Linked DNA regions of Homo sapiens: all the other regions are linked to region 2. Evidence: chromatin loops called from intact Hi-C (ENCODE). Cell type or tissue: heart left ventricle. All regions are shown on one strand. Region 1 overlaps CBY1 (chibby 1, beta catenin antagonist). Region 2 overlaps PICK1 (protein interacting with PRKCA 1). Region 3 overlaps TPTEP2-CSNK1E (TPTEP2-CSNK1E readthrough).

Region 1 (8,000 bases), 610 kb before region 2:
CAGAGTGTTCAGAACTTTGGGAGGAGATGAGATGATCTAGAAAAGATAGAGTGAGGCTGGGGGCAGTGATTCATGCCTATAATCCCAGCACTTTGGGAGGCTGAGGCAGGTGGATCACCTGAGGTCCAGAGTTCGAGACCAGCCTGGCCAACATGGTGAAACCCCATCTATACTAAAAACAAAAATTAGCCAGGCGTGGTGGTGAGCACCTGTAATCCCAACTACTTGGGAGACTGAGGCAGGAGAATCGCTTGAACCCGGAAGGCAGAGTTTGCAGTGATCCAAGATTGCACCACTGCACTCCAGCCTGGGCGACAGAGTGAGATTCCATCTCAAAAAAAAAAAAAAGAAAAGAAAAGAAAAGGCAGAGTGAGAACAGAAGACAGAGCCCTGGCCGGGCGCAGTGGCTCACGCCTGTAATCCCAGCACTTTGGGAGGCTGAGGCGGGTGGATCACGAAATCAAGAGATTGATACCATCCTGGCCAACATGGTGAAACCCCATCTCTACTAAAAACACAAAAATTAGCCAGATGTGGTGGCAGGCGCCTGTAGTCCCAGCTCCTCAGGAGGCTGAGGCAGGAGAATTGCTTAAACCCGGGAGTTGGAGGTTGCAGTGAGCCGAGATCACGCCACTGCACTCCAGCCTGGCAACAGAGCCAGACTCTGTCTCAGAAACAAAAAAAAAAGACAGAGTCCTGTGGAATCAGACATTTAAAGATTGGGGAGAGAGGGAAACCAGAGGGCTGAGGAATTGCTGAAGTCTTCAAGAGGAAGGCTCAGCAGCAGAGATGACATGGTGAGACTGGTGCCAGGATGGAGGTCGCATCAGTGGACAAGGGTGTCAGCAAGTGAGTGGCAATGCCCCATGCTAGGAGCCCAGGTGACTGCCATCGGATGGGAGAGGCAGGTTCAAGAACGCTGGGCTCTTAGCTCCTCTACTCCCCATCTCTCGAGCCCAAGATTTCCACCTTGCTTGTTTCTGTCCTGTCAGAATTAGAAACATGTGATATAGTAGCTCTTAATTGGGGGGTGGGGGCATGGCTCCCTTCGAGAATCCTATAAAAACTATAAGCCCCTCTCATTAGAAAGTGCACATTAGCCCATGCCTGTCCTGTTGTCTGCGCAGTTCCCCTTGCTAGGACTCAAACTCGGTCTTCCTGCCATTACTGCCTCTAATCCTGCACTCATGCCCTCCCTCTCGTCCACAGAATCTTCTTTTCTTTTCTTTCTTTTTTTTTTTTTTTTGAGATGGGAGGCTTGCTCCTTTGCCCAGGCTGGAGGGCACTGGTGCAGTCTCGGCTCACTGCAACCTCCACCTCCCAGGTTCACATGATTCTCCTGCCTCAGCCTCCCAAATAGCTGAGATTAGGTGCCTGCCATTATGCCAGGCTAATTTTTGTATTTTTAGTAGAGACAGGTTTTTGCCATGTCGGCCAGGCTGGTCTCAAACTCCTGACCTCAGGTGATCCGCCCGCCTCGGCCTCCCAAAGTGCTGGGATTAGAGGCATGAGGCACCGCGCCAGGCCCTTTTTAAATTTTTTTTAAAGAGACGGTGTCTTGCCCTGTCACACAGGCTGGAGGATACAGTGGTGCAATCTTGGCTTACTGCAGCCTCGATCTCCCAGGTTAAGGGATCCTCTCACCTCGGCCTCCAAAGTAGCTGGGACTACAAGTGTGTGTCACCACGCCTGGCTAACTTAAATTTTTTTTTTGTAGAGATGGTGTCTCAGTATGTTGCCCTGGCTGGTCTCAAACTCCTGGGCTCAGCCCAATCCTCCTTCCTTGACCTCCTGAAATGCTGGGATTACAGGCGTGAGCCACTGTGCCTGGCCAATAAAGTCTTTGAGGATGAAGAATTTTAGCCAGAACCTGAAGGATATATCTGGCTCTATTTAGATTTGAAAATATATAATGTCTCAAGAAAAACAAAACAAAACACCTCGCTGAAGCAAACAGGGTTAGTGTGGCGATATATGGGTGATTTTTTTTCCTTTTCTCCTAAAGACTTTCATTCATGGGACTGTCCCTGATTCCCAGCCATCACGGGGAGGCTCTACCTTCAAGTGTTATCCAGAATCAGACCACCTCACCTCATCTACTGTGGCCTCCCTGGGATGGGCCTGGCCTCCTTCAGTCTGTTCTCACCACAAAGCCACCAGAAGGATCCTTTTATTTTTATTGATTGATTGATTGATACGGGGTCTGACTCTGTCAGCAGGCTGGAGTGCAATGGCACGATCTCACCTCACTGCAACCTCTGCTTCTTGGACTCAAGCAATCCTCCCACCACTGCCTCCTGAGTAGCTGGGACCACAGGTGCACACCACCACACCCAGTTAATCTTTTTGTATTTTTGGTAGAGATGGAGTTTCACCATTTTGCCCAGGATGGTCTCAAACTGTTAAGCTCAAGCAATCTACCCACCTCAGCTTCCCACAGTGCTGGGATTACAGATATGGGCCACCACGCCCAGCGCCTTTTAAAAGTGCAGTTGGATCATAGCATTTATCTGCTCATAACAATGGCTTTTGCTTCCCCGCTCACTCAAAAGAAATTCCTTCTTCACTGCAGAACTGCCCCTCCTACCACAGGATGTTTAGGGTTCCTGGCTGCAACCCCCAAAGGTCCTAATGGTGCTGGTCATGGGGGGATCCACACCATTGTGACAACGAAATATGCCCACATGATGCCCAAGGCTTCAGTCCTGGCCCCACCCTTCCACTGTGTCACTGTGCTGGGTTGGTTTTCTCATCTAAAACATGGTGATGGGGATAACAAACTTGAAAGAGTGTCATGCAAATGAGGTGTCCAGCATCGGGAGGTGTCCAGCATCAGGAATATTAATAAAGGGTCCCCAGTGATACCGGCCGAGGCATAAGCAAACTCCACTGCTCCTATTATCTGCACCTGAAGATTTACACCTTGCATATATGTGGATCCTTTTCCAATTTCTTCTGTATTAAACATTCTCTCCTGTATCAGAAAGTCAGGTTATGGGTTGGAGCTACAAATCTGCCCTTCGATCCATCCCCCCCATAGAGTGCTTTGCTGGCCGTAAGGATGGACTGCAGACAGCAGCTCCCTTTGAGGCCGCCCCCAGCTCCTCTCTTTCATAGCGGGCTGTGTGAATCAAGCTCCAGCACTTCTACTGTGTGATCCTAGATCAGTGTCTGAACCTCCCAGAGTTTCCTTCTCTGCAGATGGATGTGCCGATAGCCCCTGCTACACAGGGCTGAGCTGAAGGGGAAATGAGACAGTGAGAGCAAAGGGAGCCTGGTGCCAGGCATGTACCGGGCATTCAGAAGTGGCTAACCATGGTAGCCTGTCCCTAGTCTAAAGCCCTGGGCACCATGCCCCCACCTCCACCCCCTCAGTTCCTTCCCGCTTGACTTCAGGAGCTGGATTCCCTCCTCTTGCCAGAAAAGTCCAGCTCATACTGCCTACGGCACAAATTCTCACACCAACCATTAGGTTCCTGCCAGGTCCTGGCCAGTCCCAACACCATGAAGCAGGAGGGCAGGCGAATTTTGAGCAGAGAGACTGTTTCTGTTTGGCATCAGCCTCTGCCAATGCCCAGGAAAGCTGGAATGCTCTCCTACAAGAGTGACAGTTCCCCACACACTAAACATTCTTTTTTTTTTTTTTTTTTTTTTTGAGACAGAGTCTTGCTCTGTCGCCCAGGCTGGAGTGCAGTGGCCGCCTCCCGGGTTCAAGTGATTCTCCTGCCTCAGCCTCCCAAGTAGCTGGGACTACAGGCATGTGTTACCACACCCAGCTAATTTTCTTTTGTATTTTTAGTAGAGACGGGGTTTTGCCATGTTGGCCAGGCTGGTCTCAAACTCCTGACCTCAGACGATCCACCCACCTCAGCCTCCCAACGTGCTGGGATTACAGGCGTGAACCACCACGTCCGGCCAATTCTGTCTTTTGATGGAACAACAGAGGCTTAGACTCCAGGCTCCAGTTACTTTTTTTTTTTTTTTTTTTTTGAGACAGGGTCTTACTCTGTCACCCAGACTGGGGTGCAGTGGAGCAATCACAGCTCACTGCAGCCTCAACCTCCCTGGGCTCAAAGTGATCCTCCCATCTCAGCCTCCTGAGAGACTGGGACTACAGGTGTGCACCACCACGCCCAGCTAATTTTTTTTTTTTTTGTATTTTGTTTCGCTATTGCCAGGCTGGTCTTGAACTCCTGAGCTAAAGCAATCAGCCCGCCTCAGCCTCCCAAAGTGCTAGTGCTAGGATTACAGGTGTGTGCCACCACACCTGGCCAGGCTCCATTTAATTCTTTTTTTTTGGAGACGGAGTCTCGCTCTTGTCGCCCAGGCTGGAGTACAATGGTATGATCTCGGCTCACTGCAACTTCTGCCTCCTGGGTTCAAGCGATTCTCCTGTCTCAGCCTCTCAAGTAGCTGGGACTACAGGTGCCCACCACCACGCCTGGCTAATTTTTGTATTTTTAGTAGAGACGAGGTTTCACTCTATTGGCCAGGCTGGTCTCGAACTCCTGACCTCAGGTGATCTGCCCACCTCAGCCTCCCAAAGTGCTGGGATTACAGGTGTGAGCCACCATGCCTGGCCAGCTCCATTTACTTCTTGAGAAACTCATGGTTCTCTTTTTAGTCACTTTGGTCACAGAGAGATTATTTAACATCGTTTAATAAAAAAGTAGTAGTGCAAACAGGAAAGTAGCATAAAAATATAGTGTTGTTGTGGAAGGCTGGTGCTTGCTGCTGAGAAGCTGAAGCCAGAGGAGGCCAGGTGTGAGGAAGGAGGATTCTTTAAAGGCAAGAAGAGAGAGGCCTGCCTTTAAGAGCCAAGAGAGCCGCTCATCCATGACCCCAACACAGAGCTCTGTAGAACTGCTGTCACACGCCAAACACCAACATAAGGGGGTGAGAGAATGAACTCCAGCCGCTTCTCCCAACACAACCCAACAGAGCTATTCTGGGACATGTGTGTTTGCGAGCTTGTGTGTGGAGAGCACCAAAAAGCTCATCAGCAGCCCCAGGCCTCTGTGCGGTCTGGTTTTCAGACTGGCACCCGCAGGCAGTGCATCTGAAGCACCTTCTAGTTACTATCCCCATCTGGAATCTTGGTTTTCTCCATTCCATGTCACCTTCTATTGCCAACCCAAGGGTGCCAGTGCCTGTGGGTCTCATTATATGATACTCTCTTCCAGGACTGAATCCGCTAGTCTGGCCAAAAAAAAAGCACTCAGCCACATCCTACTCCCCAATAAATGTCTCTGGGGTCTTCATTTTCTCTTCCGGCTGATCCTCAGTTCATCCAGTTCCTTCTCCATTAAGTGGGATTCAGCAGTGGACTCTGAAAGCTGAAAGTGAAGCAGCGGCTGTTAGCAAGCAGCACATTTCTAGGAAATGTTTCGGGTTAGCAAGGCCGGCCCTACACACGGAGGAAAGGCCCCCTGCCACTTCTCTGATGCTGCTGGCTTCCTCGATGGGAAACCCTCTGTAACTGGGTAGAATGCAACCCCTGATGACCCAGGACCACAAGTACTTGAAGAATATTCACAGTCCACTCTGTCAGCACGCTGTCACCCACGAGGGCATGGCACTCCCTGCACGAAGGAGAGCAGGTCTCAGAGGACGTCAAAGGCAGATACTGGTGATTGTAAGGCTAAGGGATTAGAGCTGAAATTGATTCTAAGCTGTAGCTCCCATAATGGGGATGAGGGGAAAAAATGCTAGAAATAGAATGCCACTTTCCTCCTTAGGGTTTTTTTGTTTTTGTTTTTTGGTTTGTTTGTTTTCTGAGACACGGTCTCGCTCTGTCGGCCAGGCTGGGTGCTTTTCTTGTACTAACTCACTATGAGGTAGATACTACGATTATGCTCATTTTTAAAAAAAAACATCCAGGCCGGGCGTGGTGGCTCATGCCTGTAATCTCAGCACTTTGGGAGGCCAAGACAGGGAGATCACTTGAGGTCAGGCGTTGGAGACCAGCCTGGCCAACATGGTGAAACCCCATCTCTACTAAAAATGCAAAAATTAGCCAAGCGTGGTGGCGGGTGCTAATCAGGAGGCTGATGCAGGAGAATCACTTGAACCCGGGAGGCAGAGGTTGCAGTGGGGCAGTGGGTGGAGATCATGCCACTGTACTCCAGCCCAGGCTACAGAGCGAGACTCTGTCTAAAATAAATAAATAAATAAAAATAAAAATAAAAAAACATCCAGCCTAAAATGTCAGTCTTTTTCTTTTTTTTTTTTCCAAGATGGGGTCTCACTCTGTTGCCCAGGCTAGAGTACAGTGGCGCGATCTCAGCCCACTGCAACCTCCACCTCCCGGGTTCAAGCAATTCTCCTGCCTCAGCCTCCTGAGTAGCTGGGATTATAGGCGCATGCCATCACACCCAGCTAATTTTTGTATTTTTAGTAGAGACAAGGTTTCACCATGTTGGTCAGGCTGGTCTCGAACTCCTGACCTTGTGACCCGTCCACCTTGGCCTCCCAAAATGCTAAGATTACAGGCATGAGCCATCATGCCCAGCCTAGTCCTTTTTTAAAAAAAAAAAAAAGATGGCATCTTACTTTGCAGCCAAGGCTGCTCTCAAACTCCTGAGGTTAAGCCATCCTCCTGTCTTAGCCTCCCAAGTAGCTGGGACTACAGGGGTGCACCACCACAATTAGCTATTATGCCATTTATTGCTGAAGAAATTAAGTTACAGAGCAGTTAGTCAGTAGCAGAGCTGGGTGAGGAACCCAGGCCATTTTGCTCTGGAGTGTGTGCTCTTAACCACTACAGTGTATGCTCTCCTGCCTCTGAACCTTCACAGGCTCCTCTAGGCCCAGTGGGTTGCTGGATTTTTAACAGCCACAAGAAACCAACACTAATGCAGTGTGAGCCCCTCAGCTGGTCTGTACTGGGCACTGATTAATGCCTACTTGGTATGAGACACTTCCAAGCCATGAGCCGGCTCTACCCCTCTTCCTGGAATGCCTTCATCTAACCTCTATTCCTGCCATTATCCTTCCACATTCAGCTCAGATATCCCTTCCTCTGGGAAGCTCTCCCGACTTGACAGAAATAACTTCTCCCTCGTGTGCTGTGCAGATCCTGTGCAGACTCCAACTGGGTCCTTATGTAATTATGCTTACGGTCGGTCCACCTGCCTCTACACTGTGAGGGCAGGAACTGTGTCTTGTTCCTTGCGTGTGGCTTTGGATGCAAAGCAACGTACCTGGCCAAACTGGCATTGAGGAGATATCTGTTGGATTAAGTGACTCGAGGTGGAGCCTCCCCAAAAGGAGAAGCTAGGCCTCTCTTCCCCATCACCTGCCTCACCATGTCTAATAAGATGTCCACTTTCAGCCGCAAGAGATTGTTCTCTTCCTCCAACTGCTGGTTCCGCCTGCGAAGGCGCTGAACCTCCCTCCGGTCCACACCGCCACTAACCCCTGTCTCTGGAGGAAGGACAGAACCAGTTAAAGGGGGATTTCCTCCTACAATCTTGTTTGACAAAATGGCAGGAAGTGCAGCTCACCTGCTATCCACTGGCCATTTTCAAACTTCAGGCTTTGCCCTGCCAGGTTCATAGTCGGGGATCCGTATTCCAAGCCCAGCTCCACCTCCCGGGTTGATCGATCCAACTGTGGGCGAGATGCTATGTGACAACTTCAGCAGGCCCGGAACACGCCTTCATCCCAGCTCCTCTTCCGCCAACAATATGACCCCAACAACTCATTTCTCTAATCATTACTTGGCACCTTTAATGATTTTTTTAAAGCCATAAAATCAAATGATGTACAGGAAAAGTTTAATTGTGAGATAAAAAATATACTGTTTTATACATTAGATGTTTTCCAGAAAAGCTATATATACTGAAATTTATAAATTGAATTATTTTATACCTACTTGACACTTAATAGTTTAAGCAATCCTACTATAAACTGTTAATCAAGTGAAAAATTCTTTTTAAATGTAATAGTCCCCCAAGTTATCATTTGCTTAATATGGAGCTACATATGTTGTGGAAAAG
Region 2 (8,000 bases):
GATGCTGAGGCTGTCACGGCAGGGGTGTGCCAGGGTGACAATGAATGGCACTGATGCGTCACCCTTGTTGGTGGACTCGACTATCAGAGCCAGATGGTGCTCCCTGATGCCTTGTCCCTCTCAAGGATGAGAAGACTAGTGCCAGGCCTAGGGCAAGCTGTGACTCAGTGGCGAGCCAGGGTCAGAAGCCAGCCCAGAGGTCAATGGCAAGGCCCAAGGGGGCACAGTGACTCACCCACAGTCCACTGTGTGGGTGACTGAGCCAGAGGCTGTACCCAGGCACAGGACTCCAGCATACGACCTTCTCTGCATGCCACACTCTCCCCTCCCCACCCTCACACGCCAGACACACACATGCTCAATAGGACCTACCGGCTTGATGGTTTTCAGAAGCCGAATGCCGAACTTCTCGATGCTGCGGTGGGCATCGGCGAACTTCACAAAAGCCTCGCTCGCAGCTGGCTGGGGCTCCCGCACCCCGATCACGGAGAACACGTCCCCAAAGGCTGCAGGACAAGTTTGCCTTGAAGGCTGCCCCTACTTGGCCCCCTAAGAGAAGCCAGGGGTTTGTTGGGGAGAAGCAGGGCAGGGGGCCTGGCAGGCTGGAAGCCAATGTCTGCACAGGGGCTACACCTCCAAGAGAGCTGGTCTAAACCCCCTGAAGGAGCTGAGTCTACACCTGGAGGAAACTGGATTGACACCTCCAAGAGCTGGTCTGTGCCCCCTAGAGTCCTGAGTGTACACACCAAGGGAGTTGGCCCTCATTCCCCAGAGGGACCAGTGAGAGAAGACTGGGTCAAGGTTTGTGGAGGTGGCGCCGCCTGAGGCAGAACACTGGTCCGAGTCTAGACACCTGGATTGGAACAACAGCTCCACCACTTGGGAGCAGTGTGGCCCTCTCCTTTGTCTGGGCTTCATTTTCTGCAGTAGCTGGGGTCAGCTGCAGTCGGCCTGCCCAGAGTTACAGGTTGTCAGAAATATAAATAAGCAAGGGCCTTGTGTACTGCCAGTGGCAGTGTGAGGAGACAGGGTGGGGCCTGTTCATCGTTGCGGCCCTTAAGAGACCAGCTGATCTAGATGTTCCCCGCAGGCCCATCGCAAATCCCAGCACCTGGGACCAGGCCCAGCCCAGAGGGAGCCTGAGGTCAGGCGCTGTGGGTCTGACCCACCTCAGCATGGGAGTGAGAGGCCCCAGGGATTGCCCACGGTCACACCACAGCTTTGGGGGATGCCATTACCCCGGTGAGTCTGCGACAGCTCATAAAAGGCCCGTAGGAGGTTCTTGGTGTGTTCCGTCATCCCTGTGGGAGAGACCGAGTGATGCGGAATGGGGACGCATGGCGGGGACCACACTGGCCCAGGGCAAGGCCTCCAATTGCCCATGCCACCCAAGGCCTCTGCTAGGCCCTGATACATGGCCTTTCCCCACCGCCCAACCACAGCCCAGGGGTAAAAGCTCAGTCCGACCCAACCCGTGAGGAGCCCCATCAGACAGGGGCGCCAGCATTTTGTAAGATGCAGGGGTACACAGCCTGCTGTGGGCTTTAGCCCTGGGACAGTGTGGGATTCCGGGGGACTCTCGCTATGTTTACAAGTGCTATTCTCTGAATTTTTATGAGTATCAGGTTTTGTTTTTTTTGAGATAGGGTCTTGCTCTATTGCCCAGACTAGAGTGCGGTGGTGTGATCTTGGCTCACTGCAACCTCTGCCTCCCTGGTTCAAGCGATTCTCATGCCTCAGCCTCTCGAGTACTGATTATAGGCACACACCATCATGCCTGGCTAATTTTTGTATTTTCAGTAGAGATGGCGTTTCACCATGTTGGCCGGGCTGGTCTCAAACTCCTGACCTTAAGTGATCCGCCCACCTCAGCCTCCCAAAGTGCTGGGATTACAGGCGTGAGCCACTGCACCAGGCCCCTGAGTTATTTTTAAATTCAGAAGAAGTATATATTCTTAAGAACTCTTAATGCCCATGGTCCTAGTATTTTGTAGGCTGGCATTCCTAGTGCCAGCACCCCTGTTGCCACTCTGCTGAGAGCATGCTCCCTGGGGTAGAGCTAGTGCCAGGACGAGGCCACCCCCCACCCACCTTTGTATAGCTCAGCGGTCCGCTCCAGCTCCTCTAGCCTCTTGACAAGCCCATCTGTCGGGATTCAAAGAAGAGGGGAGGTCAGTGGGCTCAGCAAGCCACAGGAGGCCCAGGGCCATGCTGGGGAGGGGAGAGGCAACCCCAGAGGAGAACCAGGAAGGGAAAGATCAGGGGTCCCAGGGAGGGGGATTTGGCAGCTCGGGTCAGCTGGGTTCAAAGGTGTTTTGTAAATGACTAGGCCCTCCTCATGGCCAGCGGAGGGTCCGTGCCTAGCAGGCAAAGCTCCCACACTTCTAACACAAAGCCTGCTGACAGCTGGGGAGGAAGGCTGGCAGGGGCCATAGGAATGGAGATGGAGCAGCCAGGCCTCTAGCGCAGGAAGGACATGGTCTCTGCCTCCCAAGCACACAGATGGCTCAGAAGGGAAAACGCAACTTGGGGAGGGAGGGGGAAATTCAGGAAGGCTGAGAGAGCTCACACTGGGAAGAGGCCTTGGTGATCAGTCATTGGCTTAGTGTTTCTTGAGCACCCACTGTGTGCCAGCCACCATGTCAGGCTCACTTTGAGCCAAGTCTTGCTCTCAAGGCTGAAAGCCCAGCAGAGAAGCCAGCCCAGTGGCCGGGCGATGGACAGCAGTGTGATGGTGAGGGCTGCAGGGGAGAGGTGGGGCAGTCAGGTGCTCTCTGCTCCCCAGCCTCCTGTGTTGACCTGGGTCAGGGTTTTTTAGCAGAAGAGGGGAGGAGCGGAGGCTGTGTTCAGGCCTCTCTGGGCAGGGAGGTGGCAGTGCGACAGGCTGTCGGGGAAGGAAGGGAGCAATTCAGAGGTCTTGGGGAGGCTTTGGCCACCCGGTGGCCTCCAGGCCTGGGTTCCCCAGAGCCTTAGCACCTGGCCAGCGGCAGGAAAGGAGCCATGTAAGCATCGTGTTGTTGTTTTTAGCTGGGTCATGGGACATCATGACAGCTTCAATTTTAGAAACCCTATTTAAGGCCAGGGAAATTGCAAGGTTTGGGGGGAAAAACACAACAACCAGTTCTAATTTCATCTCAACGGCTGGTAACTACAGTAACAGGGATTTATAGGCACGGCACCAGGAGGCTGAAAATAGCAGCCGCCACTTTTGTACACCATTTGGAACAAGCTCAGTCCCCACCCCCACTTCCTTAGCCAATAAAGCCCAGTGTGCCCAGCTGAGCCTACAATTTCTAGAAGTATTTATATCTACCCCACAGGCACACTGCAGAGCTGCTGCTATTTTTAAACTCGGACTGGCGACGGTAGGAGGGGGACTGAGTGTTTCGCTGGCCACCCCAGGGAGGGAAAGTGTGTGCGCATGTGTGCATGCGTGTGTAAATGTGCATGTACACGCCTCCCCCCTCGCCTGCGCAGCCACCACGAAGGGAGGACCTGCAGAGGCAAGGGCAGCAGCACCACCTCCTGGACAAAGGAGGCAGGAGGTGGGCCGCGAGAGTGCTGGGGTGAGGGGTAAGGGGCTGAGGGCAGGGGCAGAGGCACCTCCCCACACTAAGTCTATTTTCCCATCTGTGACCTGAGGGGCACTGGCTAAGACAGCCCAGCTGACAGCTGTGGACCCTCCGGGAGCTGGAGAGGCCTCTGGGGGTACAGAGATGGTGACTTCTCAGTTCCACGGGCAGAGGCCAGGGTCAGACCCGCGGGACCCACAGCAGCTTGGTGGGCAGCCATGGTGCCCCCCACTCTTCTCAGCCTGGGCTTGAGTCCCCGGGGCCCCAGCTGGGTGGGAAGGGACTCACCATTGCACAGGATGGCCCGGCTCAGGCCCAGAGCATCTGCGGTCCCTGAACTCATGTTCTCCACCAGCCGGTGCTTGACTTTCTTCAACACTGAGCGGGGGACAAAGGACCTGGTGAGTCTGTGGCTGCCCAGAGGCCATCCCTGCCCCCAGCCTTACCTCCATGCACAGGGAGCACCCCACAGGGGGCAGAAGGGCTGCTGGGGGTGGCTGTGAAGTGGGGAATGTCCAGTGGGGAGGTCCTAGGCCCCTGCCCTATTCCCTCTGCTTCACAGAGGTGCTGGCAGCCTGGGCAGTTAAACATGAAGCGCTTCGCCCAGGGCCTGCTACGCAACATCAGCTGCTGGTTGCTGAGAGCCCAGTGCTGCCCGGGCTCAGCACAGGCTAATGGAAGCCAAGGAGGCCTCTTCCCCTCCTCTGTGTCACATCAGGACCTAGGGTGTCACATAAAGGGGAGGGGGAGAAGAGGGGCCCCTGGGCTGGTTATGTGAAAGTAATGGGCACCATCAATGACCATGAAGCTCGGACCCCAGACTCAGTTACTGCATCTGACCAGCTTAGTCCTAGGAAGGGGACTTAGTCCTGTGTTGGAACCAGAGGGTTTCGGAGGGAGCTCCCAGATAGATCCAGCCTGCCCTTAGCCCCTTGGCCTCTGGCCCTAGGGTGTATGAAGGGGATTGCTGGGCTCCAGAGCTGAGACCTAGGTGTGCGCTCACCAGGGGCTGCAGCGCCCTCTCTGGGTCTCAGGCTTTGATCCATAATGTGAAGCGGCCGGTCCAGAGGACTCGAAGCTGCTGTCCAGCTCTTGAGTCTTAAAGTTTCTACAGAACCGAGGCTCAGCCCCTCTAACAGGAGGGAACTTGTCCCAGGGCGCAGACCCTCTGCCCAATGCCTGAGGTCCAGTTCAGATCCAGAGTCCCCCTGGGAGCTGATGGCAGGAGAGGCCAGGGAGGAGTGCGCTGTGCTAGAGGGCATGAGGCGCCAGGCCAGGGTTAGGCTGCTCTCCCTTTATGAAGAGTGAGGCCCTGGGCCATGGAAGCCGAGGCGCTGGCCTGCAAAGGACAACCCTAGGGTAGCAAGTCCCCAGAGGAGATGGCAGAAGCAGGGAGGTAGGGGTGAAACGCGGGGGAGTGAGAAACCAGGGACAGAGTACAAGAACAGATGCAGGGAGAGCACCGGGAGGCCTCCCAGGCCTTTCAGATTTGCTTGGTCAGAGGTCAGAGCCCACAGCCATGTAACTCTGGATTCTCCTGTCATAAAGGGGAGGGCAGGGCTGGCTGTGGCACTTCTCCTTTGGGCCAGGGCCCATCCAGGGAGGCTGCTGGACACCCGTAACTGCTCTGACCAGCTTACCAATGTCCAGGGACATGCCCTGCTTGGGGTCCGCCTGCAGCTTGTTGTAGTGGATGGTCACCTCCCCCTGGAAGAGCAGCACACACAGACTAGTGAGCGAGGCTCCACACCCTGAGCCCCTTCCCAGCCAAGACTGTTCTGGACTGAGACTCCTGAGCCCAAGGCCGGGTGCGGTGGCTCACACCTGTAATCCCAACAATTTGGGAGGCTGAGGCAGGCAGATCACTTGAGGTCAGGAGTTTGAGACCAGCTTGGGCAACATGGCAAAACCCCATCTCTATTAAAAATACAAAAATTAGCTGGGCGTAGTGGCGCGTGCCTGTAATCCCAGCTGCTCAGGAGGCTGAGGCAAAGAATCACTTGAACCTGGGAGGCGGAGGTTGCAGTGAGCTGAGATCACACCATTGCACTCCAGCCTGGATGACAGAATGAGATTCTGTCTCAAAAAAAAAAAAAAAAAAAAGAATCCTAAGCCCCAGTAAGGGCCAGGCTGAGCGCTGTGACATGGCCCCACCTTGTGACCCTGTCTGATCCCAGGCCCCTCCCTTCCTACTCTACATCCAAGCCCTGGGGAATCAGTGGGGACAGGGCCGGCACCGGGCCCACAGCCTGGCGGTCTCTGATGTCTTGTGCTTCGGCCAGGTCAGGCTCTCCTTCTTCCCTCCCCACGCAAACCACACTCCAAGCCTTTGCCGTGTCATTTCCCTACACTGATTATTCCCTCCTCCACCCCAAAACACCCCATCCCCAGGAATCCCTCTACTCATCGAACAGCACATCTGAGCACTTGCTCTGTGCCTGGTGCTGGGGCACCAAGGGGAGGGGCAGGGGCAGCCCCAGCCCCGCAAGGCTGATGCGAATCAGGGAATTACACAAACCACTTTCTAACGACTGCTCAGGAGACAAAGGCTTCTCCCAAGAGGACTTGCCTGAGCACGGGAGGGCGCTGTGTTCACTCTCATCCTTGCAAACCAAAAGCCCTTGAACTTGGGACCACATTCATCCAAATATAAAACAGGATTTTAAAATCAAGTCCCAAAGGGAAACCAAAATGAGCAGATGCAATCAGAGTCAGAGGTGGGGTGTGAACTGCTCCCGCAGAATGAAACACAGGCGTGCTCAGGGGCCACCCCACAGGGAGCAGCTGTAGGCCAACGGCAAGCGGGCTGCAGTGGGAGTCGGGCCCGGGCTCCAGTTCAGCTGTGTGACCACAAGCAGGTCACTCCCCGCCTGTGGACACCTGTAAGATGGGAGAGTAATCCCTGCCCAGCACCCAAACAGGGGAGCTGGGCCAATGCTGCATCCCTGTCATGGCTGTGTGCAAATACAAAGAGCTCTTGTCCTCATGGGCAACCTGAGGTGCTGGTATGACCAAGCCTGAGAGGACAGGGAGGGACCTGGCGAGTGGAGATGGGGAGGAGATGCGGAGGGGGGAAGGGCTGCCAAATGGGGCACACACAACCCAACTCGGCCAGAACGAGACCCCCTGCACCTGTTCCCATGATCAGCTCCTCTGCCTAACAGGTCATACCTGAGGCAGTGATACCCAGACCACGTGGAGTGGCAGCTGTGGGGTCTCAATGAACCTTGCTGCTTCCTTTTTTTACAACAGAGCTCTGAGCCCCAGCCCCAGGCCCTGATTTGTCCTATGGCTAAAGGGGCTGGAATAGGAGAATGTGCAGGATGGGACTCTTCCTACAGCAAGGAAGGAGAGAAGCACGGACTACTCAGGAGCAGGACAGGAGGATAAAGGGGAGAGAGGATGGAGCAGCGGCTGGCCTGGGTTAAGGCAGGAAGGCGGACTATCAGGAGTGCCAGAACCCGGAGGATGGAAGTGGGGCTGAGGGAGGTAGCTGCCACCCTTGGCCAAGCTGAACTCACAGTGGGGACCCTTGCCCCCGAGACTTTCAAATCACCCCATGGCTGTGCACTGCCTGCACATCAGTTCTTTCACAGTATTGGTTTCCTGAGACTAGCTAGCAGCCACTTCGCTAGGAAATGGCAAAGGGGCTGCATGCTCGCTTCAGGAGAGGCCGGGATGCCGCCTGCCATTCCAGTCCTGGAGCGGCAGGGGTGGGGGAAAGCGGGGCAGGCAGTGTGTGACTCTGGTCTGTAGAGCAGAAGATCAGCTGGCCTGGGAGGGGGGTCTCTGGGTGTCTATGAGCCCAGGAGGCTGTGTGGGACCGAAAGTTCCTACAGGATGGGGAAAGGGCACTCTTCTTTCCCTCCTAGCCCTCACAGGCCCAGCGTGACCCGGCTGACATTATTGGGTGTCTACTGACCCAGGGAGGATCACCTTGGACTTTTAGCTTCAGCTCTGGCACTGACTGGGGACACATGGGCTTGCCTGAGGGGTGGTTCCAAGTCTGTCAGCTCCCTGGGAGCTCATGGGGACCTTGTGGTCTTGCTGCCCACTCTCTTGCCAAGGTTCAGCACAAGTCCTGGAGCACGATTAGTATTTATTGAATGAATGAGGGATGGATGAGGGAGGCTGGAGTGTGACCCTGACCCTGCACATGACAAGGAAGGGGGCGGTGAGGGCTGATACCCCCTTCCAGGCCTGCTGGGACCTCTGGCAGCCTGGAGGTCTCAGAAACATGTGTTGCTGCCTCTGGACACCTGCTCTGCAGCAGCCCTTACCTTCACCTCCTGAATCATCTTCGCCACCTCCACCTTAGTTTTCCCTTTGATTGACCTGCCATTGACACCGGTGATCTCATCGCCAGCTGCCACTGTGCCGTCCAAGGCTGCTGGGGTGTTGTCAAATACCTGTGGGTGCATAAGGAGA
Region 3 (8,000 bases), 260 kb before region 2:
CCTCCTGAGTAGCTGGGACCATAGGCATGTGCCACCATGCCCAGCTAATTTTTTTATTTTTTGAATAGAGACAGGGTCTCCCTTGTTGCCTGAACTGATCTTGAACTCCTTGTGAACCTCAGGTTTCTACCTGCAAAATGGGCAGGGTGATCTCCAGCTCACAGGATTCCTGTGGCATTTATTAAACCAGATTCAGTGCTGAGTACCCAGTGGGGAGCCTGCACGCTGTCCATCCAGTAAATCCTAGTTTTTTTCTCTCCTCTTGTCCATGAGCAAAACTCTAAGCTGTTCTGAGCAAAGCCATTGGCTAAATCTCCTAGTCAGCTCCTGGGATTAGAGATCCTCTTACCTCTTCCATCCTCTTCAGCCTTCTCCCCTGAGGGAGGCCTGGGTGCCATTTGACTGGTCTCCCCACAGTGGGCCCTTCCCACCCCCAAATATCCGAGGTTCCTACCGTTCAGCTATTGCTCAGGGCTGTTCCTTCCCCCCAGCCAACCACCATCCAGATCCCCCCTACATTTATTTATTTATTTATTTATTTATTTATTTAATTTGTTTATTTTTTATTGAGACTGAGTCTTGCTCTGTCACCCAGGCAGGAGGGCAGTGGCACAATCTTGGCTCACTGCAACCTCTGCCTCCCTGGTTCAAGTGATTCTCCTGCCTCAGCCTCCCGGGTAGCTGGGACTACAGGTGCGTGCCACCACGCCCGGTTAATTTTTTGTATTTTTAGTAGAGACGGGGTTTCTCCATGTTGGTCAGGCTAGTCTTGAACTCCCGAGCTCAGGTAATCTGCCCGCCTTGGCCTCCCAAAGTGCTGGGGGTACAGGCGTGAGCCACCGTGCCCGGCATCCCACCTACTTTCAAGTCCTGCCTCCTCCCTTCCACCCCCGTGTCAACTTCAGAATTTCTCTATAGACAGGGCTTAGGGAGACAGTCTGATGGCAGGGGAAGCAGGGGTCGGAGACTTGTCTCAGTGCTGTATTTGTGTAGCACTTCACATAAAATTACAAGAATAGCAACTGCCCACATCACAAAATGCCCAGGGCGAAGGGGAGACGGCTGCTCGCCAGCCATTGGCACCACCACTGCCCCCAGACACTGACTTTCCTGTGGCGGTCACTGTCTAGCGTATTCTCTCAATACTGTAGGACCCTCTTTTTTCTTGTGTCTATTCAGCCTCTCCTGTCGGATCGTCAGCTCCTGGCAAGCTGGGGCCGGCGCAGACCTCTGAGGCCCTGCAAGGAGTTGGCATCAGGAAATGCTTGTGGGTGAACGTGTGATGTGGCAGGATGATGAGTCGCACCAACTATGCCGAGCGAGGAGCGCTGCTGTGGGCATCGGGATTATTAGTCGCAGCAATCATCCTCATTCCCGGAGCCCAGCTAATGAGTGGTTGTGTGAGCTGGGAACGGGAAGCCCTGGCTTCTCAGAGGACAGAAGGAGCAGGTTTGGGCGCTGGTTGACTGCAGCACAAACAAGGGATGTTGTGATGAGCAGAGGGGTCAGAGGAGCCCATAGGGCCGGGGGTGACAGGCCAAGCTGAGGGAAGGAAGCAGGCAGAGGTGAGCTGGAGGCCGGGCACGGGTGGCCCTTTGGGGATGCCAAGGATTTGTGTAGTGCTCCCTGCTCCTGGGGACACGTGACAGGCGCTCCTGGCTCCTCTGGGAGTTGCAACAGCACAGGGAATGCTGAGTGGAGCAGGAGGACAGAGGGCCCCAGCAGAGCAGGAGGACAGGCAGCCACCGTGAGAAGGGATGGGTGGGGCAAGGTGGCCCTGAGGGAGGGCTGTTAGGGAACATCTGGCTCAGGATGGAAAGTGTCAGGCCCTGCCTTCACCCCTGAGATCACACACACAACATCACCATTGCACAAGTATTTACGGGGCACCCATGACCAGTTGGGTACCCACAGGAGCACCTATGGGAGATTTCTCTGTCTTGGAGAGACCCTAAGAGCATTAAAAATGAACAAGTTAATGTTTCAGCCAGTCATAAGTACCATGAAGAAGATAAAGCAGCTGGCCAGGCACGGTGGCTCACACCTGTAATCCCAGCACTTTGGAAGGCCGAGGCGGGCGGATCACGAGGTCAGGAGTTCCAGACCAGCCTGACCAATATGGTGAAACCCCGTCTCCACTAAAAATACAAACATTAGCTGGGCGTGGTGGTGCGCGCCTATAATCCCAGCTACTCAAGAGGCTGAGGCAGGAGCATCGCTTGAACCTGGGAGGCGGAGGTTGCAGTGAGCCAAGATCGCGCCACTGCACTCCAGCCTGACGACAGACTGACTCCGTATCAAAAAAAAAAAAAAAAAAAAAAAGCAGGATATCCCCAGTACAGGAAGGACAGAGGGGAAGGAAGCCCACTGAAGACCAGTCAAGGAGGGCTTCTGTGCAGAGGTGACTTTTGAGTTGTGATCTGAGCCCTGAGTAGGAGGCAGTCATGGAGGATTTGGGGAGATCATTGTAGGCAGAGGAACAGCCAGGCAAAGGCCCTGAGGCATGGTGAGATGACAGACAGTGAGGGAGGGAGAGTGAGGTTTGAAATGGGGTCTGAGGCAGGCAGGGGCTAGATCATAGCAGGCCCTGGGAAAGAATGTGAATTTCATGCTAAGGGAAGAAGGAGCCACTGGTGTATTTTCAGTAGCCACAGTCAGATCTCAGTGGTTAACAGGCCACTGTAGTAGCCAAGTGGAAGACACACGTGGTAAGAGTGGCTGGGTTCAGAATCCAGTTGGAAGGTAGAGCTCATGGGAGCTGCTCAGGTTTTGAATATGGGGGTAAGGGGTGCGGGGAGAGCCGTTTCCCACTGAGCCCAGATTTGTCACCTCAAGGTCTTTCTCAGCTTAGTGCCCGGGATGTGGAGTGTAGGGTCCTTGCCCATCCAGCCCTGCCCTTAGCTTCAGCTGGGGAGACTGAGAGCTTTAGCACTCACTTTGTCCAGCTCCTCAGAGAAGGGCTGTGGATTCTCCAAGGTCGCGCTGAAATTCAGACTGACCAGGGACCAAACCCAGACCTTGCTACCCTGCCCTGCTGCCTCTCCGCTGAAGATGGAAGAGGAGGGAGGAAGCCCTGGCAGGAGTGACCTGACCGGGCACGGCCCAGTGGTGAGGTTCCCTGGAAGAAGTGCCTGAAAAGAGAGCCTGGGGCCAAAGCTGTGCCCTGGGAATAGTGAGGGGTGGGTAGGATGTCATGGAAGGGTCTGGGGACAAAGAGCCAAGGCCTAGCTGGGTAAGGAGAGGAGAGTGCCCCAGGACAGCATCTTCAGGCTGGCAGGGCTGGGGGCGGGGGAACCTCTGGAGCCTGTGGGCCACAGACTCTCCATGAACAGGGCCTGAAAAGGGGAGGACCCTGAGAAGCTTCCCACCGGGGCCTTCGAGAGCCAAGACCAAGATGGGCAAGGCTAGCAGCTCCCCTGGGCCCAACTAGGTTTGCATATCTCCAACTCCCACCGTAGAAGGGGCTGGCGGTGGCCCCTCCAGAGGAAGGGTGACAAAAGGAAAGGAGAGGCGGGGGATACAGCCTGCAGGGCTCAGGTGCTCAGAGGAGCCCAAGTCAGGAGCCCTGCATTGAACTCTGCTCGGCTCCTAAGAATAGCAACATTGTAATGTAAGCATCTTCCTCTTACTCAGGGCTGCTTCTGGGCTACATTGTTTTTGTGATTTATATTATCCCCATTTTACAAATGAGACTCAAGAATTTTAGGAACTTGCCTAGTGTCACACTGTTACAAAATGGGAGGATACTATTTGTTTTTTTGTTTTGGAGACAGAGGAGTCTCCCTCTATTGCTCTATCGCCCAGGCTGGAGTGCAGTGGTGCCATCTCAGCTCACTGCAACCTCCACATCCTGGGTTTAAGGAATTCTCCTGCCTCCCAAGTAGCTGGGACTACAGTCACCACCACCATACCATGCCAGGCTAGTTTTTTATTTTTTATTTTTTAATTTTTTTTTTTTTTTTTGTATTTTTAGTAGAGACAGGGTTTCACCATGTTGGCCAGGCTGGTCTCGAACTCCTGAGCTCAGGCAATCCACCCACCTTGGCCTCACAAAGTGCTGGGATTACAGGCATGAGCCACGGTGCCTGGCTGCAGAATACTATTTGAAGCTAGCTTCTTTTTTGTTGTTGTTTTTGTTTTTTTGATACAGAGTCTTGCTCTGTCACCCAGTCTGCAGTGCAATAGCGGGATCTCGGCTCACTGCAACCTCCATCTCCCAGGTTCAGGTGTTCTCCTGCCTCAGCCTCCCGAGTAGCTGGGATGACAGGCGCACGCCACCATGTCCAGCTAATTTTTGTGTTTTTAGTAGAGACAGGGTTTCTCCATGTTGGCCAGGCTAGTCTTGAACTCCTGACCTCAGGTGATCCGTCTGCCTCAGCCTCCCAAAGTGCTAGGATTACAGGTGTGAGCCACCGTGCCTGGTCGCAGAATGCTATTTGAAGCTAGCTCCTTAACCATGTGGAGCTGCCATCACATGCTGCCTGTGACCTTGGACAAGGCTCATTCCTTCATTGGGCCTCAGTGTCTCTATCTGTAAAACAGTGGAGGGGGGCCAGGTATGATGGCTCACGCCTTCAATCCTAGCACTTTGGGAGGCTGATGGGGGAGGATCACTTGAGGGCAGGAATTCGAGAACAGCCCAAACAATGTAGTGACCCCATTTGGGCAACATAGAAACCCTGTCTCTATAAAACAACAAACAAAATTAGCCTGTGGCTGGGCGCAGTGGCTCACGCCTGTAATCCCAGCACTTTGGGAGGCTGAGGCGGGCGGATCACCTGAGGTCAGGAGTTCGAGATCAGCCTGGGCAACACGGTGAAACCCCGTCTCTACTAAAAAAAAATACAAAATTAGCTGGGTGTGGTGGCACATGCCTGTAATCCCAACTACTTGGGAGGCTGAGGCAGGAGAATTGCTTGAACCTGGGAGGCGGAGGATGCGGTGAGCCGAGATCACACCATTGCACTCCAGCCTGGGCAACAAGAGTAAATCTCCCGCTCACCAAAAAACAACAACAACAACAAAAAACAAAATTAGCCTGTGATGGTGGCATACACCTATAGTCCCATCTACTCAGGAGGCTAAGGTGGTAGGATCGCCTGAGTCCAGGATTTCGAGCCTGCAGTGAGCTATGATCATGCCACTAAGTTCCAGCCTGGGTGACAGAGCAAGACCCTGTCTCTAAAAAACAAAGAAACAAACACAAAATGAAAAAAGCAGTAGAGTGGAATAAATGAAGCTTGTAGCTCTCCCAACTGGAGTCCACAGTTCCTTCTGTAGCGGATGGGTTCAGGGGCAGGAGCCTGATGGGGGACACCTAGGGCTTTTCTTGAAATCATGTCCACAGCGGGGCATGGTGGCTTACATCTGTAATCCCAGCACTTTGGGAGGCTGAGGCAGGTGGATCACCTGAGGTCAGGAGTTCGAGACCAGCCTGACAAACATGGTGAAACTGCATCTCTACTAAAAATACAAAATTAGCCAGACGTGATGGCACATGCCTGTAATTCCAGCTACTTGGGAGGCTGAGGCGGGAGAATCACTTGAACCTGGGAGGCGGAGGTTGTAGTGAGCCGAGATCGCACCATTGCACTCCAGCCCGGGCAACAAGAATGAAACTCCATCTCAAAAGAAAAAAAGAAATTATTTCTTTTTTTTTTTTTTTTTTTTGAGACGGAGTCTCACTCATCGCCCAGGCTGGAGTGCAGTGGTGCGATCTCAACTCACTACAACCTCCGCCTCCCGGGTTCAAGCGATTCTCCTGTCTCAGCCTCCCAAGTAGCTGGGATTACCGGCGTGAGTCACCACGCCTGGCTAATTTTTGTGTTTTTAGTAGAGGCAGGGTTTCACCATGTTGGCCAGGCTGGTCTTGGAACTACTGACCTCAGGTGATCCGCCCACCACAGCCTCCCAAAGTGCTAGAATTACAGGCGTGAGCCACCACGCCCAGCCAAAAGAAACTATTTCTTCCGTTAGCCTGGGAGAGTGGTTAAGGGCACAGACCCTGGCAGGCCACCCCCAGCCCCAGCCCCCGAGGGTGCAGTGAGAGCTGACCTCGTCAGTACAGGCCACGTGTCTCTAAAGAGCCTGGCGAATGGTGGGTGACAGCACTTGGAGTTGGTCAGAGATCAGGAGGCTGTCTCCTCACCGTCCATTCATTCACTCATCCAGCAAATCTTTGTTAAATACCTCCTATGTGCTGGAATAGATCCTAGATATTGGTGATACAGTGGTGCCCAAAATAGCATTAACTCCTTCCCTTTATGCAGCTTAGACCCCAAAGTAAGGAATGCAGACAAAAAAATAAAAATTCCCTGCAGAGCATGTTAGATAGTGATGTGGAGTTCCCTACAGAGCATGTTAAATAGTGATACAGGCCAGGAGAAAAAGAGACAGGCAGCAGAGGCCCGGCCCGGCCCGGTGGCTCATGCCTGTAATCCCAGCACTTTGGGAGGCCAAGGCGGGTGGACCACCTGAGGTCGGGAGTTCAAGATCAGCCTGACCAACATGGAGAAACCCTGTCTCTACTAAAAATACAAAATTAGCCGGGCGTGGTGGCACATGCCTATAATCCCAACTACTCGGGAGGCTGAGGCAGGAGAATCGCTTGAACCCGAGAGGCGGAGGTTGCAGTGAGCCGAGATCGCGGTGAGCCGAGATCACGCCGAGCCGAGATCGCGCCATTGCACTCCAGCCTGGGCAACAAGAGCAAAACTCTATCTCAAAAAACCAACAACAACAACAACAAAAAAACAGAAACAGACAGCAGAGAAGGGGAAGGCAGTGACCCATGGGGATGGGGTTTTATTATTATTATTATTATTATTTTATTTTTAGTAGAGACAGGGTTTTCCATGTTGTCCAGGCTGGTCTCAAACTCCTAACCTCGTGATCTGCCTGCCTCGGCCTCCCAAAGTGGTGGGATTACAGGCATGAGCCACCGAGCCTGGCCTATTTTTTTTTTTTTTTTGAGATGGAATCTTGCTCTGTCATCCAGGCGGGAGTTCAGTGGCACGATCTCGGCTCACTGCAACCTCTGCCTCCCAGGCTGAAGCAATTCTCCTGCCTCAGCCTCCCAAGTAGCTGGGATTACGGGCGCACATCTCCACTCCTAGCTAATGTTTGTATTTTAGTAGAGATGGGGTTTCACCATGTTGGCCGGCTGGTCTCAAACTCCTGACCTCAAGTGATCCACCTGCCTCGGCCTCCTAACCAAAGTGCTGGGATTACAGGTGTGAGCCACTGTGCCTGGCCTTTATTATTATTATTTTTAAATTATTTATTTATTTTTATTTTTTGAGACACGGTCTCACTCTTTTTTTTTTTTTTTTGAGACAAGGTCTCACTCTGCTGTCCAGGCTGGAGTGCAGTGGTATGATCAAGGGTCACTGCAGTCTCAACCTCCTTGGGCTCCGGTGATTCTCCCACCTCAACCTCCCAAGTAGCTGGGACTACAGGCATGCACCACCACACCCAGCCACCATGCTCAGCTAATTTTTGTATTTTTTGTAGAGAGAGCATTTCGCCATGTTATCCAGGCTGGTCTCAAACTCCTGAGCTCAAGCAACGCCTGCCTCTGCCTCCCAAAGTTCTGGGATTACAGGTGTGAGGCACCGCCTGTGGCCCAGCGCCAGGATTTTAAATTGGGAGACTGGGCCCAGACGTGGTGGCTCACACCTGTAATCCCAGCTTTTTGGGAGGCTGAGGCGGACGGATCACCTGAGGTCAGGAGTTTAAGACCAGCCTGGGTAACATGGTGACACCTCCATCTCTACTAAAAATACAAAAATTAGCCAGGTATGGTGGTGGACGCCTGTAATCCCAGCTACTCTGGAGGCTGAGGCAGGAGAATTGCTTGAACCCGGGAGGCGGAGGTTGCAGTGAGCCGAGATCGGGCCACTGCATTCCAGCCTGGGAGACAGAGCCAGACTCTGTCTCAAAAAATAAATAAATAAATAAACTGGGAGACCAGGAGGGCCTACCTCTGAAGGGGACTTGAG

The links. Peaks named below come from ENCODE experiments on the same cell type or tissue, not always from the same donor. Only the 100,000 strongest peaks of a DNase experiment are listed, where the experiment ranks them.
Region 1: it touches region 2 in a loop (2.0-fold over the local background); 12 of 110 quality-filtered maps call a loop at or near these places.
Region 3: it touches region 2 in a loop (2.9-fold over the local background); 4 of 110 quality-filtered maps call a loop at or near these places.

The regions. Positions count from the first base shown.
Region 1 is chr22:38,670,495-38,678,494 of GRCh38, reverse strand. It overlaps CBY1 (chibby 1, beta catenin antagonist), which reads right to left. Exons shown (of 5, transcript NM_015373.4): 3 at 7,506-7,611; 4 at 7,307-7,425; 5 at 4,645-5,336. The coding sequence ends at 5,259. TOMM22-DT (TOMM22 divergent transcript) reads left to right here. Exons shown (of 2, transcript XR_007068097.1): 2 at 2,006-2,979. Among named protein-coding and RNA genes, the nearest start is that of TOMM22-DT, 7.4 kb to the left of the region's middle. In heart left ventricle, no CTCF peak of the experiment used is centred here; no DNase peak of the experiment used is centred here.
Region 2 is chr22:38,064,983-38,072,982 of GRCh38, reverse strand. PICK1 (protein interacting with PRKCA 1) reads right to left here. Exons shown (of 13, transcript NM_012407.4): 4 at 7,853-7,981; 5 at 5,213-5,279; 6 at 3,861-3,950; 7 at 2,092-2,145; 8 at 1,239-1,301; 9 at 373-506. Among named protein-coding and RNA genes, the nearest start is that of PICK1, 12 kb to the right of the region's middle. In heart left ventricle, a CTCF peak has its summit at 3,532 (motif pointing left); DNase peaks (open chromatin) are centred at 1,382, 3,452 and 4,832; H3K4me3 peaks cover 669 bases; H3K27ac peaks cover 3,585 bases.
Region 3 is chr22:38,321,280-38,329,279 of GRCh38, reverse strand. The region is part of intron 5 of TPTEP2-CSNK1E (TPTEP2-CSNK1E readthrough); the gene reads left to right. Among named protein-coding and RNA genes, the nearest start is that of CSNK1E, 7.8 kb to the right of the region's middle. RefSeq lists enhancers at 1,253-1,764, 3,812-4,322, 4,323-4,835, 6,215-7,006 and a silencer at 3,362-3,656. In heart left ventricle, no CTCF peak of the experiment used is centred here; no DNase peak of the experiment used is centred here.